2 separate regions of the Mus musculus genome follow, and region 1 is linked to region 2. Evidence: chromatin loops called from intact Hi-C (ENCODE). Cell type or tissue: heart. All regions are shown on one strand.

Region 1 (8,000 bases), 220 kb after region 2:
TCAGATACACAGATGAAGTGTCAACGGTTGGGTTACTTATTAATAAAACATAACTGTCTAATCTGCTCCTTACCCTGTCTACAGCACCTTTTCCCATGCCTGTCACCTCCCAACTTTTGAAGAAGTGACAGATCTTAAAACAGCCTGGTGTGGCTTTGCCTGGAATCCCAGCTCTCAGGAGGCTGAAACAAAAGGATGCTGAGTTCAAGGTCAGCTTGGCAATACAGCAAGACCCTCCCCATCTCAAAAGATAAAACAAACAAACAAAAAAACCAAAAAAACCTAGAAGAAATCAGGCCTGTGCAAAACAGGCCTTAGGAGCAAGTCAGGACTGTGGGTGTTATAACTAGCTGGGGAGATTAAGACCTAAGATTATGAAGCAGTTACTTTAGGTAGTCAATGATGTGGCTGTAAGCCTTCCCTCTCCACCTTTGCAAAGCAAGCAGGAATAAATGAAAAAGTAAGGAAATTCCCAAAACAGTGATGCCCTCGATGAGATGTGGGGGAGAGGACAACAAGAATCCTCCTGTCTGTCCTGTCCTGGGAAAGCACTGTGCTACAGAGCTGGACATGGTCTGCAAGCAGAGGCAGAGTAACTACCACAGCACGCAGACTAGAGCAGAGCGAGAGACAGAGCATCTGAGCACTCGCAGTAAGTGTGAAAAGAGCCATCAGTCACATCAAAGCATTCAGGTATGGGCTAGGAAGCTGGCTCAGCACTTGCCTTGCGGACACCAAGATCTGAATTCACGAACCATGTTTTTTAAAAATGCTTGGGGCTGGATGGAGAAAGTGCAGTAGGGTAAAGCAGTGGTCATACAGTGTGAGAATTGGGATTTGGATATTTGAAATGGCCCTTACAGGTTAGCTAAATCAGCAAACTCTGGATTCAGGTGAGAGACCTGCTTGCAGTAAGGCAGAGAAGAACTCAAGGAAGACACCACACATCGGTCTCTGGCTTCCACATATAAACATACACACCACACATACATAAGCAAAGAGATAAGTAAATTAATAACCCAGGCTTGGTGACAAACTGTTATACTCTCAGCCCTGAGAAGGCAGAGACAGGTAGTTCTTCAGTGCTCTCAAGCCAGGCAGACCAGCCAAATCTGCCAACCTGAAGCCAGTAAGAGAAGCTAGCTCAGAAACCAAGGTGTGTGGTGCCCCAGGAACAACATCCCAGGTTGTCCTCTCGCCTCCACATGCACTAGCACACACAAGCAGAGACACAGGCACACAAAGCACTCTGGAAAGCCATGTGCAAATACACAGTCTCCTGAAAAATCAATCAGACTTCCGTGACTAATACAGTCAATTACACCTTTAATTAAAAACAAAAACAAACCTAACTCCCTTGCTCATTTCAGGAAAATCCTCAAATACCCTTCCTCCAATTCTTATTCTTTTTTTTTTAAAGATTTATTATTTTATGTAAATACACTGTAGCTGTCTTCAGACACACCAGAAGGCATCAGATGTCATTATGGATGGTTGTAAGCTACCATGTGGTTGCTGTGATTTGAACTCACGGCCTTCAGAAGAGCAGTCAGTGCTCTTAACCACTGAGCCATCTCTCCAGCCCTCCAATTCTTATTCTTTTCTCTTTCAGATTAAAAGAAGTGCCAGAGAAAATAAACTTTTTTTTTTTTTGTCTTTTGAGGGTTTTTCCGTGTAGCTCTGGCTGTCCTGGAACTCACTTTGTAGACCAGGCTGGCCTCGAACACAGAAATTCACCTGCCTCTGCCTCCCTAGTACTGGGATTAAAGGCTTGTGCCACCACTGCCCTAGATATCTTCTTGTAACAAATCTAAAAGCATTCTCTGGGTTCCATTAAAAACCATTCAGAGCCAGGCAGTGGTGGCACTGTGAAGTAATGAACTCGCTTCTGCCTCCCAGGGGCTGAGATGGAAAGACATGCGCCGCCACACCCACAATATGTACCATTTTATAAACACCCAGCTCAACATGCAAAATCTACCCATCTCATCCTATGTAAACTACACATCAAGACAGCACAGTAGTGCACACCTGTAATTCCAGGGCACATAGATAGGAGGATAGACAAGTTCAAAGTTAGTCAGAATGACACAGAGAGACCCTATCAAAAAAAAAAAAAAAAGGAAAAAGACAAAAGACGAAAGAAAAGGTTTGTTTTAATCAGGTATGGTGGTTCACAGAAGGGACTAATAGAAGGATAGCCATAAGTTCAAAGCCAGCTTACAACCTGGGCTACAGTATATCGAGTACCAAGCCAGCTGGAGCTATTCAGCAAGAGCCTATTTAAAAAAAAAAAAACCGGGGACAGAGGGTTTATTTTCAAATAAATGTAAATTAAATATCTAAATAAAATGTTAGAAGTGCCTGAAACAAGGCACCCTAAAACAAAACCTAATCGAAACTTAATGATTATACTCTGAAGTACAGAGTAATTAAAATAAAATAAATGAAGGCTTATTATACATGCAATGACAAGTCTGGATTAATATTGCTCTCATTTTTTATATGAGGAGTCAGTTATGTTAACATCCAAGACATGAAATAAATGATAAACGGAAATCCTCTGCACGCTAATACTTTAAGTAGAAATTCTGTCTCCTGGGCAAAATTCAGTGAACATAAAGACTCTGCCAGCACCACCTTGACTGCACAACCCCTTCAGAGGTAGCTCCACTTAAGTCTGCTAAAAATCCTCAGAGAACACATAAAAGGTCAAGTTTTACTTTGGCAAGCAAAGTAATCCAACAGGCACTGCAAGCGAGGGAAAGGAAGCAGCAGCCTGGGACTGGAGAGTCCAGGCAAGGTGGAGGACAGAAGTCCAGCCCTTACAGAACTAAAGAGACAGAAAGAAGCATTCTCTCCCTTCAGAACCAAGATCCGAGAGGCAGGACAGAAATTATAAAGTGTTCTCTAAGCAAAAGCACCCTCCCATCCTCCTCAAACGACCAGAAAAAAGCCAAAGAGAGAAAAGACCAGAGCACCACCCAGAGATTAAGCTCCTGGTGCACAACATGCAAGAACCACGTGGATGAAGAAGAGTGGCCACAGGCCACCGGAGTCTGCCACCTAAGCCACTGTTTTAACCTACCAGTGCCTGGGTTACCTGAAGAGGCAAAAAGAGAATCCGAGGACCAAAGGAAGTCCAGCGATCATCCCTAACTCTACAGAGACTGACACTCAAGCCCCTGCTTCCTCCATCCATTCTGCAGTGGGCATCCACTGTAGGGCTGCTGGGATCCAGGCCACATCCGGAGGACTGAACAGAAAACAGGCACGGAGCTTAATTCTAGCTGGGAAGGCAAGATTCTTCTTCCAGATTTCTTCTCCCCCTCCCCACCCCTCTTTTAAATGTCAGTAAGATCCTTCAAATCTCTTCTCAATAGTTCCCACCAGCTTTCCTCAACTATCTTACTTTCTCCACAAACCAAGCAACTTACGGCTCCAGTTTCCCAGGGCTGGGAAAATCCTAAAGGGACCTGAAGTGAACAGAACAGGAAACATGAAATAGAGCACTTTACATTTTGTGTGCATACTTTCACAGCCGAACTGTCAGCACTTCAACAGCAAAAGATGGCTGAGAGTGATAAAGTCGTGACCCAGGCGCTGACCGCGGTTCTCTCCTGCTCCGTAGCTAATCAATAAACGCTTGCAGAGAATGCTGGAAGGTCTCCCTGATTCCCTAAGGCCTGGCACAGAAATTTAACAGCAAGCATTCGTCAGCTGCATCCTCCCTCTTCTCCGGACACTGTGCCCAACAGGGGTGACCTGGGTGGACAGGTTCGTCTACCGGGAGCCTCGGGGGACACTGAGAGGTGATCTGGAATGAATTCCCTTCCCTCTGCCAGGGCCTGCCTACCTCACCTGCCCTCTGCCAGGACCTGCCGCCTTCGCCCCCTTCAGCACCTAACGCGGAGCCTCCTCCCCGCCAGCCGGGCTCAGGATGCATCAGCAGCGCGCGCAGCCCGGCTCTGCGCTCCGCGGGCCCCCGCGCGCGCGGGTGACCGGAGAGCCCTCCCCGGCCCGGCGTGCTGTCTCCCAAGGGTCGCCGCTCCAGGGCCGCGCACTCCGCCACCCCGCAGCCCTCCTTCTCGCTCCTCCAGCCCCGGCGGACTCCCCACCTGGCTCGCTTCCCGGCCGGAGCTGAGGGGCCGTCGCGTGGCTCTCCGGCGGCCGCAGCCTCCTCCAACCCGGCCCCCTCGGCTGAGGCGGCTGAAGCAGCAAGCAGCGACTGAGGCGGCGGCGCCCACTCAGGCCCCGGAGCCGCCCCCGCGGCGAACGGAACGGCGCCGGCTCGCGCCGCTTCCCCGCCCGGCACGCGCAGCGAGCCCGCCCCCGGCGCGAGGGCGCGAGGGCGCGAGGGCGAGGGCGGGTGCGCGCGGAGGGCGGGCGCGCGGAGGGGCGGGGCTTCCGCCGCGAGAGGGGGCGGGGAGGCGGCCGAGTGCCCTCCCGCGGGTTCGCGCGCCCCCTCCGGGCCTCTGCTGTGCGCCGGCCGCGGAGGTGGAGGTGGACTTGCCCTTCCACTCCACAGGTAGCTGCCGGGCGGCTGCGTGCTGCGCCGACGTGACTGCACCTTAAGGAATGCGAAGAAACACCCGGTGAATCATTGCCTCGAGCGCGGGTCCTCCCCCGAGTGACTTTCCACATTGCCTCAGCAGGCTCGCTGAGCCCTGACTCCGCGCCTGGTGCCCGATGGACACGATCCGGGTCACGGCCCCTGGTCCCCAAGAATGCATAACTTAGGGAGAAGAGCAGCCTTGCGAAGGACCGAGTCTGGTCCCCTGCGCAAAGCCAAGCCACAGCCGGATGCGGTGAGAGGATGAAGGAGAGACATTACTTTCCGCTTAGTTGTTCAGTAGTTCCTAAAAGTGGGACTATTTAGACATTAAACAGCTTGAGCAACGGAGCAGGGGCGACAAAGCTTCATTTATTTATCTAGCATCTATTTATTTATTTATTCATTACCAACTCTTTTTTTTTTTTTTTTGGTTTTGGTTTTTCGAGACAGGGTTTCTCTGTGTAGCCCTGACTGTCCTGGAACTCACTTTGTAGACCAGGCTGGCCTCGAACTCAGAAATCCGCCTGACTCTGCCTCCCTAGTGCTGGGATTAAAGGCGTGCGCCACTACCCCCCCCCCCCCCCCCCGCTTCATATCATTTTTTTAAAGGACTTTATTTTATGTGTATGAGTGTTTGGGCTGCAATGTGTGTGCACCCTGTGAGTGCCACCCCGAGGCCAGAAGAGTGTGAAATGACACCTGGATGCTGGGGAATCAAACCCAGGTCCTCTGATAACATAGCAAGTGCTCTTAACTACTTAGCTATCTCTCCAGCCCCTCATATTGCCATTTTTTATAGAAGCTTTTCCAAACTCTCTAGGGACATCAAAGTCTTCTTTTAATGGCTCAAAAGATAAATGTTTTCCCTCAACTTTAAGACAGCGGCATGATCCATTAGACTTTTGGTGCGTGTGGATGTGCACATGTTAAGGAAAGCAGCAGTAGGCCTGTGTGCTTTAGGGATGCTTTTTGAAGCCTTCTGGCACCTTATGGAAAGGCAGATCATGCCACCTGCTTCAATCAGACTGGCAGCCTGCCTCTAGGACACCCTTTTCCTCCTCTTCTCACAATCTATTTTTAAATTCCCATGGTGAAGGCAGTGCTGTGCTGATAACTTAGAGTAAGTGAGGTTTTTTGTGTGAGAGGGGATACATTACTTTTCACACATGAATTGTGTGACTGTTTTGCATGTTTGGAAGAGTCTCACTGGTTGCTAGGTGGTGGCTGCTGTAACCATGTAAGGATCCTCAGACTATGTCAAGAGACCTTTAGTTTCTTACCATGTGTTGAGCTCCTACTATGGGGAAGGCATTGATGGGTAAAAACCTTGACTCTGTTGCAAAGAGGTAGAGTATGAAACTGAAGCTACAGGAACCAGCACGGTGCCTCAGACACCTGGAGCATTCAGAACCTGGAGGCAGGAGCTGAAGCAGAGACCCTGGAGGAACCGTGCTTACTCCATAGCCAGCTCAGTCAGATTTCTTCTGTGACTCAGGACCATCTGCCCAAGGACATCACAACCCACAGTAGGCTCAACCCTCCTACATCAATCATTAATGAAAAACAAAACACTTTTTTTTCCTACGGACTTCCTGCATGTCAATCTGAAGGAAACATTACTCAATTGAGTAATGTTTCTTCCCAAATGATTGTAATTTGTATCTAGTTGACAAAAAAAATTTAAAAAAATAGCCAGCACACCATACCTTGTCATCATATATTGCATACATGTATTGAAATATGCATGGTCATTTATAAATATGTACAGTTATTCCATTAATTAAAGATTTTGAAAATGTTTTAAGAAGATATAAATATTAGCCACCCTGATTGTTCACCACCTACTGTATATTCACATGTCAGATTATCCTATGGTACCCCATAAACATATACAATTAAAATAATTTTTGTGATATATGTGCAGATCTGTGTATAGTTAGCTACATATGTGTGTGCTGTATCTTATGCACATATGTGGGCATGTGTGTGGAAGCCAGAGGACAATGTCAGGAGCTATCCATCTTGGTTGCTTTTTTAAGACAAGTTCCCTCACTGGCCTGGGGCTTCTTGAGTATGCTAGGCTAGCCCAACAGCAACCCCCAGGATCCACCCATCTCTGTCTGACTCTGCAGCACTGAAATGACAAGTGTTCCCCAAATGAAACACAAGTACTCCTCACATGAAACACATGTGCTCCTCACACTCAGCTCTGTATTTATGCACTGGAGCTCAGACTCAGCCCCCATGCTTCACTGACAGCTGTCTTCTACAGGCCCCAGTTATAATCATCTTGAAAGACTGTTTTGTGTCTTGTAAAATGGCAATTTTCTTTTTTTTTTTTAAAGATTTATTTATTTTATGTATATGAGTACACTGTAGCTATCTTCAGACACACCAGAAGAGGGCATCAGACCCCATTACAGATGGTTGTGAGCCACCATGTGGTTGCTGGGAATTGAACTCAGGACCTTTGGAAGAGTAATCAGTGCTCTTAACCGCTGAGCCATCTCTCCAGCCCCGGCAATTTTCTTTTTTGAGTCAGAGTTTCTCTGTGTAGCTCTGGCTGGCCTGGAACTCAGTCTGTAGACCAGGCTGGCCTTGAACTTGTAGAGATCCACCTGCCTCTGCCTCCCAAATGCTGGTATATTGCAAATTTTGTGAGGATCACTTTGTTGTTGTTGTTGTTGTTGTTGTTGTCGTTTGCTTGCTTTGTTGTAAGATGGTATCTCTCTATTAAGCCTTGAACTCCTGCCTCCCCAGTGTGGGGGTTGCAAATGCAAGCCACCTCACAAGCTAACGTGATGATCACTGGGGTTATTGTTCACAATGGAGCATGTGGGTTTTGTGATTCTGAGTAAAAGACTGGACAAACATAAACCAAAATATTAGCAGAGGTTATCTCTGGGTAATAAGATTGTGTGTTTTAAATTTTCTTTGTATTTGTTTATATTTTCAAAATTGTTTTAACTGGAGGTATACTTTTTCAAATGTAGTATAATTTAAATATCTATGCCAGAAGCCTGGCATGGTGGCTCACGTCTGTCATTTCAGCCCTTCAGTGGCTTAAGGAGGAGAGCTACCATGAGTTCAAAGCCAACCTAGGCTGTATAATAAGTTCCAGGTCAGGTTGGGTTATACAGTGAAACTCTATCTCTAGAAGAAAAAGAAAAACAATGCTAGCAACAGCTTGGTTTACATCCTGTACACCCAATTCTTGATTGTCAAGGTCGTAAGAGATCTGGGGGAGAAGTGCACAGCAAAGTCTCTGAGGTCATGTGACTCCAGGTTGGGTAGGAGTGAGCTAGCTGAGAGTGACAGAAAGAAGCTGCAGAGGATGTGAGAGAGCTGTGTGGGAGGCAGACACCTGCCAGCCAGCTTTGGCTCGGGCAAGAAGAAGATAAAATGAGCTCAAGGAAAACAGTCCTTGAAGTCAGAAATCCTGTCT
Region 2 (8,000 bases):
GATTTCAGACCCTGGACAAGACCCTGGAGGTGCTGATTTAATATATCAAAGTGGACCTGTCCTCCAGGTTTCCCCAGCATCCCTCAGTAGTCTCTACTGTTCCAAGGCATGGCTGACATACCACATCCTCTCCCCTGAACTTTCCATCACAGGGATTGAGCTTCCTTTCCCTATATAATCTAGACCTGTCTCCTCTCTCTGCATTTCTCTCTCCCTATGTGTGTCACACCTGTTCGTTCTCTCTCTCTCTCTCTCTCTCTCTCTCTCTCTCTCTCTCTCCAGCCCCTCTCTGTTTCCCAGTCTGCATGGTGATTTCCCCATTCCTTGTGACCAGTGAACTTGCCCAAGAGCTGCCACCAAATAAATAGGCTTTTTTTTCTTTTCTTTCTTTCTTCCTTTCTTTCTTTCTTTCTTTCTTTCTTTCTTTCTTTCTTTTTTAAACTTTTAATTTGGCTTGAATTGGCTTATCATGTCACTGGAGAGAACCTATTTGTTCCTAATTGCTGAAAATTATGGAGATGTCGGGTCACCTGCTGGTGGACTGGAGCTGAGGGTCACTGTCTTATTGTTTTGTTTTGAGACAGAATCTCATTCTCTGGCCCAGCTTGGCCTTCAAACTCACTAGATTTCTCAGGCTAGCCTTGAGCTTGGATCAATGCTACTCAGCCTCCCAAGTTCTCGACCGTAGGCTGCTCTGCTTGACTTTAGGATGATGAAGACTGTGGGTCAACAGGCCTTGGGGTGAGGAGGAGACCCTGTGGTGTCTGCAGTCATAGGGTCCTGCGCCATGGGGTCCTGGAGGAGAAGAGGGTGCGCTGCTGAGACCCTCAGCGGGCTTTAAAGGAAGGAACATGAGCCAAGAAACTTGGACGTGGAAATCCAAGAATGTGAGCACGAAAGGTTAGAGAATTTAACTAAATTTCCCAGGCCCACACAGAAGCTTGACAGAGTAATAAACAGGACTGGGTGCCTAGCAAGGTCCTTTTCCCCACTCCAGAGTTCTCACCAGAGTTGTCTCAGGGTGGCCTAGACTCAAGGGCAGGCCTTTGCTTTAGGCGAATATGCACTTTCCTGAGGACTTGGCCTTCGCTGGCTGTAGTGATCTTGATAACTTTGCTATTGGGAGTTGGCCTTGCCTCTTAGGGCTGCTAGAGTTAAACAAAGGCACCTAGTGCCTGGGACTGTGCTCGGCTTGTAGACAGCCTTCGTCATATGCTACCAACTCTGCCATGATTCATGGACACACACTTTCTTTCTGCCCTGTCTCATAGAAGGCCAGAGGGATGAGGAGTCCTGATCCATCCCTGTCACACCAGCAGGCGGGCGGGCAGGCGGGTGGGCGGGCAGGCTAGCAACTGTGATGTCCATTCTAGGGATAATGCTAAAGCCCAAGGAGTTCTTGGTGGCAAGTCAGTGACAGAGCCAGGACCAGACCTCTTCCAACTGTGGCCTATGCCTACAGGAAATTCCCAGAGGACTCCAGATGGCCCTGGGCTCACAGCTCTGTTCCTTCTTGGGGAAGTCTAACCCAGCCTTCCCTTCCTCTATCTTCTTCCCCGTGGTATTCCAGGTACTTGGAATCTGAGCAGCACCTGGAAAACCTGCCTGCCCTGGGCACCCAGAGGCTCACTGGAGGCAAAATCATTCCACAAATGTAGAGTCAGAAACCAGGAGCTAAGGTCCCTGCAGCCCTAGGGAAAGAAAGAGCCAGGAACAGGCAGGTGAGAGGTGACACAGGAACTGCAAGGCAACCAAGGCTGGGTGTTAGGTAACACCAGGCCAGGAATAAGGAGCTTTCTATACTTCCCAGTGGAGCCCCCAGCACAGGCCTCTGGGGTTCAGAATCCAGAGAATTTGAGCCTCTAGCCCAAGAAGTGATGGAGTAGGGAGTCAGATGTCGTGGATCCTGGGTTTTCTGCTGGTTCTTCCAGGTCTAACTTGGGTACTCAAGGGGAGAGGCTGCTGTGGACCCTAGAACTATTCCCAGTAGCCTTAGGGAATGGTTTACCACCATCTACTGAGCTCCTACCCTGTGGGAATCTTGGAGCTGTGGTTGACATAATTAAGGTTGCCCCTAAGCAGGGACTATGTGCTCTATGGCTTCTCCCCTTGGCTAGGCAGGTCTCCCTGGAGTTTCCTAAGCCAATGCCACACCTACAGGGAGAGAGAAGCCTGGCCCTGGAGTTCTTCCCTAAACCCTGGTGAGCCAAGCCCTCCTCCACTTCTCAAGTAACATGCCCCTGTCTTTCTCTCCTACTCCATGACACTCTCCATCTGCCCCCCCCCCAAGAAAGACATGATTGGAAAAGAGTCTAAAGGAGTATTTTCCTTTGTGCAAAACAGATGTACAATATGCCACAGCTAAAACTCTTGGGGTTCCCGGGTGGCACCTATTCCAAAAAGGAACTTAGGGTTTGTCCCTCTTTGTAGGTACTCAATAAAGACACTTTTTCTGGCACTCTCCCACCTTACGGAGGTACACCCCACCACATCTGGACAAAGAAAGCTGGGGTGGAGGTTATTCTCCTGAGGGTCACTGAGTTATTCAAAGGAAACATTCATTTCTCCATTTAGGTTAAGAATCCGGGGCTGGTGAGATGGCTCAGTGGGTAAGAGCACCCGACTGCTCTTCCGAAGGTCAGGAGTTCAAATCCCAGCAACCACATGGTGGCTCACAACCATCGGTAATGAGATCTGACTCCCTCTTCTGGAGTGTCTGAGGACAGCTAAAGTGTACTTACATTAAATAAATAAATAAATCTTAAAAAAAAAAAAAAAGAATCGGGGGCAGAGTGAACCCTGGCTGTGTCAGTTCTGTGCTTGATGTAGTTCGAGGGTCTCCAGTCAGTCTCTCTAGGGGAGGAGCTGGCGATGTCTTGGCCGTCCCACCAGGGAAAAGGCTACCACCCCTCTCGACTCCAAGCCTCGTCCATCATGAGAAGCAAATGTTGGGACTGCATGCATGTGTCCCCACACCTGGCTTCAGGAGCCATTTTAAATGCTCCATCACTCCCACCGACATGATGAACGCTGCAAGTTAGAGGCCAGCCTATTTTAGACAGTGAATAAATGGCCAAGAAAAAAAAAAATAAGGCTTTCTGGAAAATAAGGCTTTCTGGTCACTTTTCTGAGCCAATTTTCCTTTAGCAAATCCTTGGGGGAGGGGAGGCACAAAACAAAACAAAAAACCTCGAGGGGATAGAGGATATAATTTACAACACAACTAGCTGAGCACCGAGGCTTGAAGGCGCTGGTGACAGCTCCTGGAGGCTCCGCCCGAAAAAATCCCGCAGCAAGCCACGCATCGGACTCGCACGGATTCACTTGGGCCCTGTACTCTCTGCGCAGACGCCGCACATTCGCTCCTCAACCTCCAGGTGGCGCTGGTGGAGGGGCGGAGCATACATTTGCCTGTCGCGGAGGAGGCGGGACATCAAAAAATTGGCTCCTAATTGGCTGGGCTCGGACTATGAAGGGACAAGCCCAGAGGACCTGTGGTAGGGGACGCGGTCATAAGGAGGAGCTGGCTTACTCCTAATGAAGAGAACGTTTGTGGTGTGCTTACTCCTCGGGGACAATCCTTTTTTTTTTTTTTTTTTTTTTTTAAATAATGGCAATTTGTTAAGACTATAAATAGCCAAGTTTCCCATTTGTCGTACGTTTATGAAAACCTCACGAACCAACAGACGAGAAAAATCCCTGGTGGGACCTATTTAAAAGAGATGCACTGTTTGTTTATTTTCGTGTAATATTTATTTGTACTCATTTATTTTGGAGACAGGCAATCCTTCTGCCTCAGTTTTCTCAGTGCTGAGATGACAGGTGGAAGCCATCATGCCTGGCTGTCGACGTTTTTATAAGACAACTGAGGTTTGGGGGTGAGTCCCAGGCGTTCCCCTTTCCGTCTTTCTCTCAGCCTCTGCCCAGTGTGTGAGCCAGGGAAGGTGTTTTCATGGGTGCTTTTCCACAGGTGATGGTTAGCGTCCACATTCTGACAATGCGATGGACACTGGCTGCAGTATGTTGATTGGTGCAGATCTGGCCCTGCCAGCCCTGTTCCACATGAGACAGAACTGGGGAGGAAGGGGATGTGACTGGTGTCTGGGAAGTGTGGGGTTCCACTGCTCTGGAGCACTGCGCCTAGGTTAGACCTGGGCCAGTGTAGATGGGCTGAGGTTAGATGAAGGTGATCCAGGGGTCTGGATTGGGAATGGATAGGTCAGAGGCACATACAGAGGAGAGAGCCTCGGGGTGCTCTGGGAAGCTGGGGAAAGGTATAAGTTCCGGGATATTTTCTTTTTTCTTTTTGTTGTTGTTGTTTTGTTTTTGTTTTTGTTTTTTTTCTAGACAGGGTTTCTCTGTATAGCCCTGGCTGTTCTGGAACTCAACTCTAGATATCAGACTGGCCTCGAACTCAGAAATCTGCTTGCCTCTGTCTCCCAAGTGCTGGGATTAAAGGCGAGTGTCACCACTGCCAGACTCTTGTTGTTTTCTTTTCTTTCTTCTTCTTCTTCTTCTTCTTCTTCTTCTTCTTCTTCTTCTTCTTCTTCTTCTTCTTCTTCTTCTTCTTCTTCTTCTTCTTCTTCTTCTTTTTTTTTTGAGACTGGGTTTCTCTGTTGTTTTCTTTTTTTAATATTTATTTATATATTTATTATGTAAGTACACTGTAGTGTGTCTTCAGACACTCCAGAAGAGAGCATCAGATTTTGTTACGGATGGTTGTGAGCCACCATGTGGTTGCTGGGATTTGAACTCAGGACCTTTGGAAGAGCAGTCAGCGCTCTTAACCACTGAGCCAACTCACCAGCCCCTCTCTGTTGTTTTCTTTTAAAGGAATTGTTCTTTGTACTTTGTCACACATTGGTGGGTGTATCATTTCATGAGTGCTAACAGGTAGAAATTTAATCTGCTTTATAATGTAAGTTATAGACATTATAAATATAGGTATCTGAAGAACCCCTAGTATGTCTTGGGAAGCTTGCTGGCTTCTGGAAGGCAGAGGAACTCATGGTACAAAGCCGCAGGGTCCCGGTGATCTGCAAGGGTGTCCTGAGAACAAAGCAAAACTCATGAGGGCAGAGCCAAGAGGACCGAGCCAGGCTGGCTGTTAGGCTCGTGATTATGACTTCTCATCCACATCCTGTCTTCAGTTTCTTTCTTTCTTTTTCCTTTTTCTTTCTTTCTTTGTTTTGTTTGTTTATTTTATTTATTTATTTATTTATTTATTTATTTTGAGATGGCCTCGACACTGTACTCCAGGCTGGCCTGAAATTCACTCTGTAGCTCAGGATGGCAGACAACTCTGGGTAATCCTTCTGCCTCAACCTTCCTAGTATGGGTTTTACAAGCATTTTCAACTCTAACGGACTCCCCCTCCCCCGACACACACACACACCTGCTCCCGGGTCTCTCCCTCCCTACCTTCCTCCCTCCCCCTTTCTGGCTGAGCCACCCCAATGGGTCATTTCAGGCCTGCCATTACTACAGGGGAGTAAAGGCCACATCTTCCATGACCACCACCCTCTGACCTATGCAAATTTTACACAAAACAGAATCACATGATCTGCATGTAGATTAAGGGTATGAGACTTTTGCCACTGGAACTCCCCAGCCTCAGCATTGGCAGCAGAAGGCATGCTGATGGTGGGCTCCAGGAGCAGCTGACTGGGGCAGTTATGTCTGACTCAGCAGCAGGCCTTCTCTGCCTCATCATAGAGGTGGCCCCAGTAAAAGGGCCGGATGCCTGTGGGTATAGATGTTTGCTGGTGAACTGATGTGGTCTGTTGACTCCTCAGCGGGTGGTCACCTCTGGACTGCTGCCTGGGGATGGTGAGGGAGGTTTTCTGTGTTGGAGGGTCTTGGAGGATGCAGCATGCCAATGGAGTACCTTGAGTACCTTGTCCCAGGACACATGGCCAACAACGTGTGTTTATAGAGGTGTGTATCCAAGAACAGCAAGGTGGTCTTTGTATGAATTGAAAGAGCAGCAGAGAGGAAAATACCTAATTAAAAAAAAAAGTAAAAAAAAAAAGAAAGAGCAGCAGAGCTAGTGTGATGTTTCCAGAAGAAAACTGTAAGTCTGCGTCATGTAAAATCTCTTGACAGTTCACCATTTGCAGCCCGTTGTTTTTGAAAAGGCCCTCCTGGTCTTTTGAGCCTCTTCATATTCTACTTTCATATGTAGACCCCAGTCACAAAGCAGTACCCACTTCTTTAGCCTAATGACTTGGGAAGCTGTGCGCTAAGCATTCCTCCCAGCAGCAGACAGCAGCAAGGCGATACCAACAGTATGGGGGTACTAGCACCCCACTTTCTGAAGGTTCACCATTGTCCTTTCTAGCCTCTGCCAACTACTTCTGTAGGCCATGTGTCCTTCCTAGTTTGTACAACCAGTGGTCAGGTAAAGGTCGGTACAGGTGGGGCAAGGCTTTTACTTTAGACAGCCTCCAGTGCTGGGCCAGCATCATCACATGACTCCAAGCCAGGCTCTGTTTTGTTGCCAATTCTTGGCCCGCTACTTTGGAGGAGTTGAAACAGAACTCTGTCTCTCCTTGAGCTCAAGCGGAGGGCTGAGCCACACGCTGCCTCTTGCTACACACTTGCAGTTTTTAAAGGGAATCTGAGAAGAGATGTATTTATTTGCTTAGTATGTGTTGTGGTTGGGTTGATTTTGTTTTGACACGTTGGTTCAAAATAAGATTGACCCTTTGGAAAATCAACTAGCTAAAGCCATTTGCTCTTCAGCTCAAGGGGCTTAATTGAAAGCAGCTGGGGTATGCTGACATCACCACAGCCCTTCAGACTGAAAGGGACCTCAGAGCCTTGCCAGTGAGGGTAGTGACAGCAAATCTTCAAAGGCAGGAGCCAGGGAAGCCAAGTTTTTCCCTAGGAGGAATTTTCTACTCCAAACATGATTTTAAAAGACAAAACCAAACCAAACCCCATAAAGATACTAAAGGAGCTGAGCAGAGCAGCATGGATGGAGGATGGAGCAGCATGGATGGAGGCTGCATGGCTGCGCCTCTCAGGTGCTGGTACTGCTTTATTTACTCCTGGCTGGATTTTTGTTCCCTTGGCATTTCCCTATGTCCTGGCTTGGCAATGAGCAGGCGTCACTTTCTCTGATTGCCTTTTACAGCCCCACCCAGTTGCCTCAGTAGAGGGCTGCATTATTACACTTAGCTGGTCTCTAGGACCTAGGATTCCCACTGTGGGAGGCATTGTAATAGGCCCTGCTTGTTCACCTAATTTTGCAGGGGACTTTAAGTAAGCACAGAGCAGGGGGATCCTCTTTGTTTGGTCAGCTAAGTTCAGACTATTCACTGGACAGGACAATTCTAGGATAATTAGTCATCTGGAACCTGTGAAATGACAGTTAGCCTCTGTTACCTGGAAGTAGACCTGGGGGTGAGTCAGGGGATGAAGGAGGCAAGGACTAAGGGCTGATGCTTCTTCAGCCTTGACTGGGTATAGAGTGAGTGGTCTGGAGGAGTGTCCTCATCACCCAGTTCCCTGTCCAGGATTCTCTTCTCCATTGGAACTAGTTGTCATGATGCATGTTGACAGGAGTCTGGAAGGCATCACTGGCCCCTTTGGGAGCTCTTCCAACCCCTCTCTGGGTGGCCCTGGCCCATGTGAGGCCTTGACTTCAGTTTCCTGAGCTGTCAAGTTCTATGATGCTCTGCTCTGCCTTACATCTCATGCGGCAGTGGGAATGTCACAGCCTCTCTGTAGTGCTGACTGCACTTGGAGATCCCCTTACAGAGTCTCAGGCAAGTCTTCTCATGTAAGGAAGGCCTGCTCAGGACAGGATGGGTAACCCCTCAGAGGACCTTAATGGGGCCCTGAGATGTTAATACAGATCTACTGGTTCCCTGAAGCAGAGTGAGTGACCCTAGTGAGAAACCACCTGGTTTACACAGAGACTCACAATCTCTGCCTTTTCCTGTTTAGGGAAAATAATATAGGGAAGGTACTCACGGTCCTGCATATGCACATTT

What was found. Peaks named below come from ENCODE experiments on the same cell type or tissue, not always from the same donor. Only the 100,000 strongest peaks of a DNase experiment are listed, where the experiment ranks them.
Region 1: it touches region 2 in a loop (2.2-fold over the local background); 2 of 42 quality-filtered maps call a loop at or near these places.

What each region holds. Positions count from the first base shown.
Region 1 is chr12:3,568,766-3,576,765 of GRCm38, reverse strand. Dtnb (dystrobrevin, beta) reads right to left here and starts at 4,375. Exons shown (of 18, transcript NM_001162465.2): 1 at 4,119-4,375. In heart, a CTCF peak has its summit at 4,493; a DNase peak (open chromatin) is centred at 4,345; H3K4me3 peaks cover 2,138 bases; H3K27ac peaks cover 1,423 bases.
Region 2 is chr12:3,787,377-3,795,376 of GRCm38, reverse strand. No RefSeq gene overlaps it. Among named protein-coding and RNA genes, the nearest start is that of Dnmt3a, 16 kb to the left of the region's middle. In heart, a CTCF peak has its summit at 3,354 (motif pointing right); DNase peaks (open chromatin) are centred at 3,436 and 6,484; H3K4me3 peaks cover 1,184 bases; H3K27ac peaks cover 1,891 bases.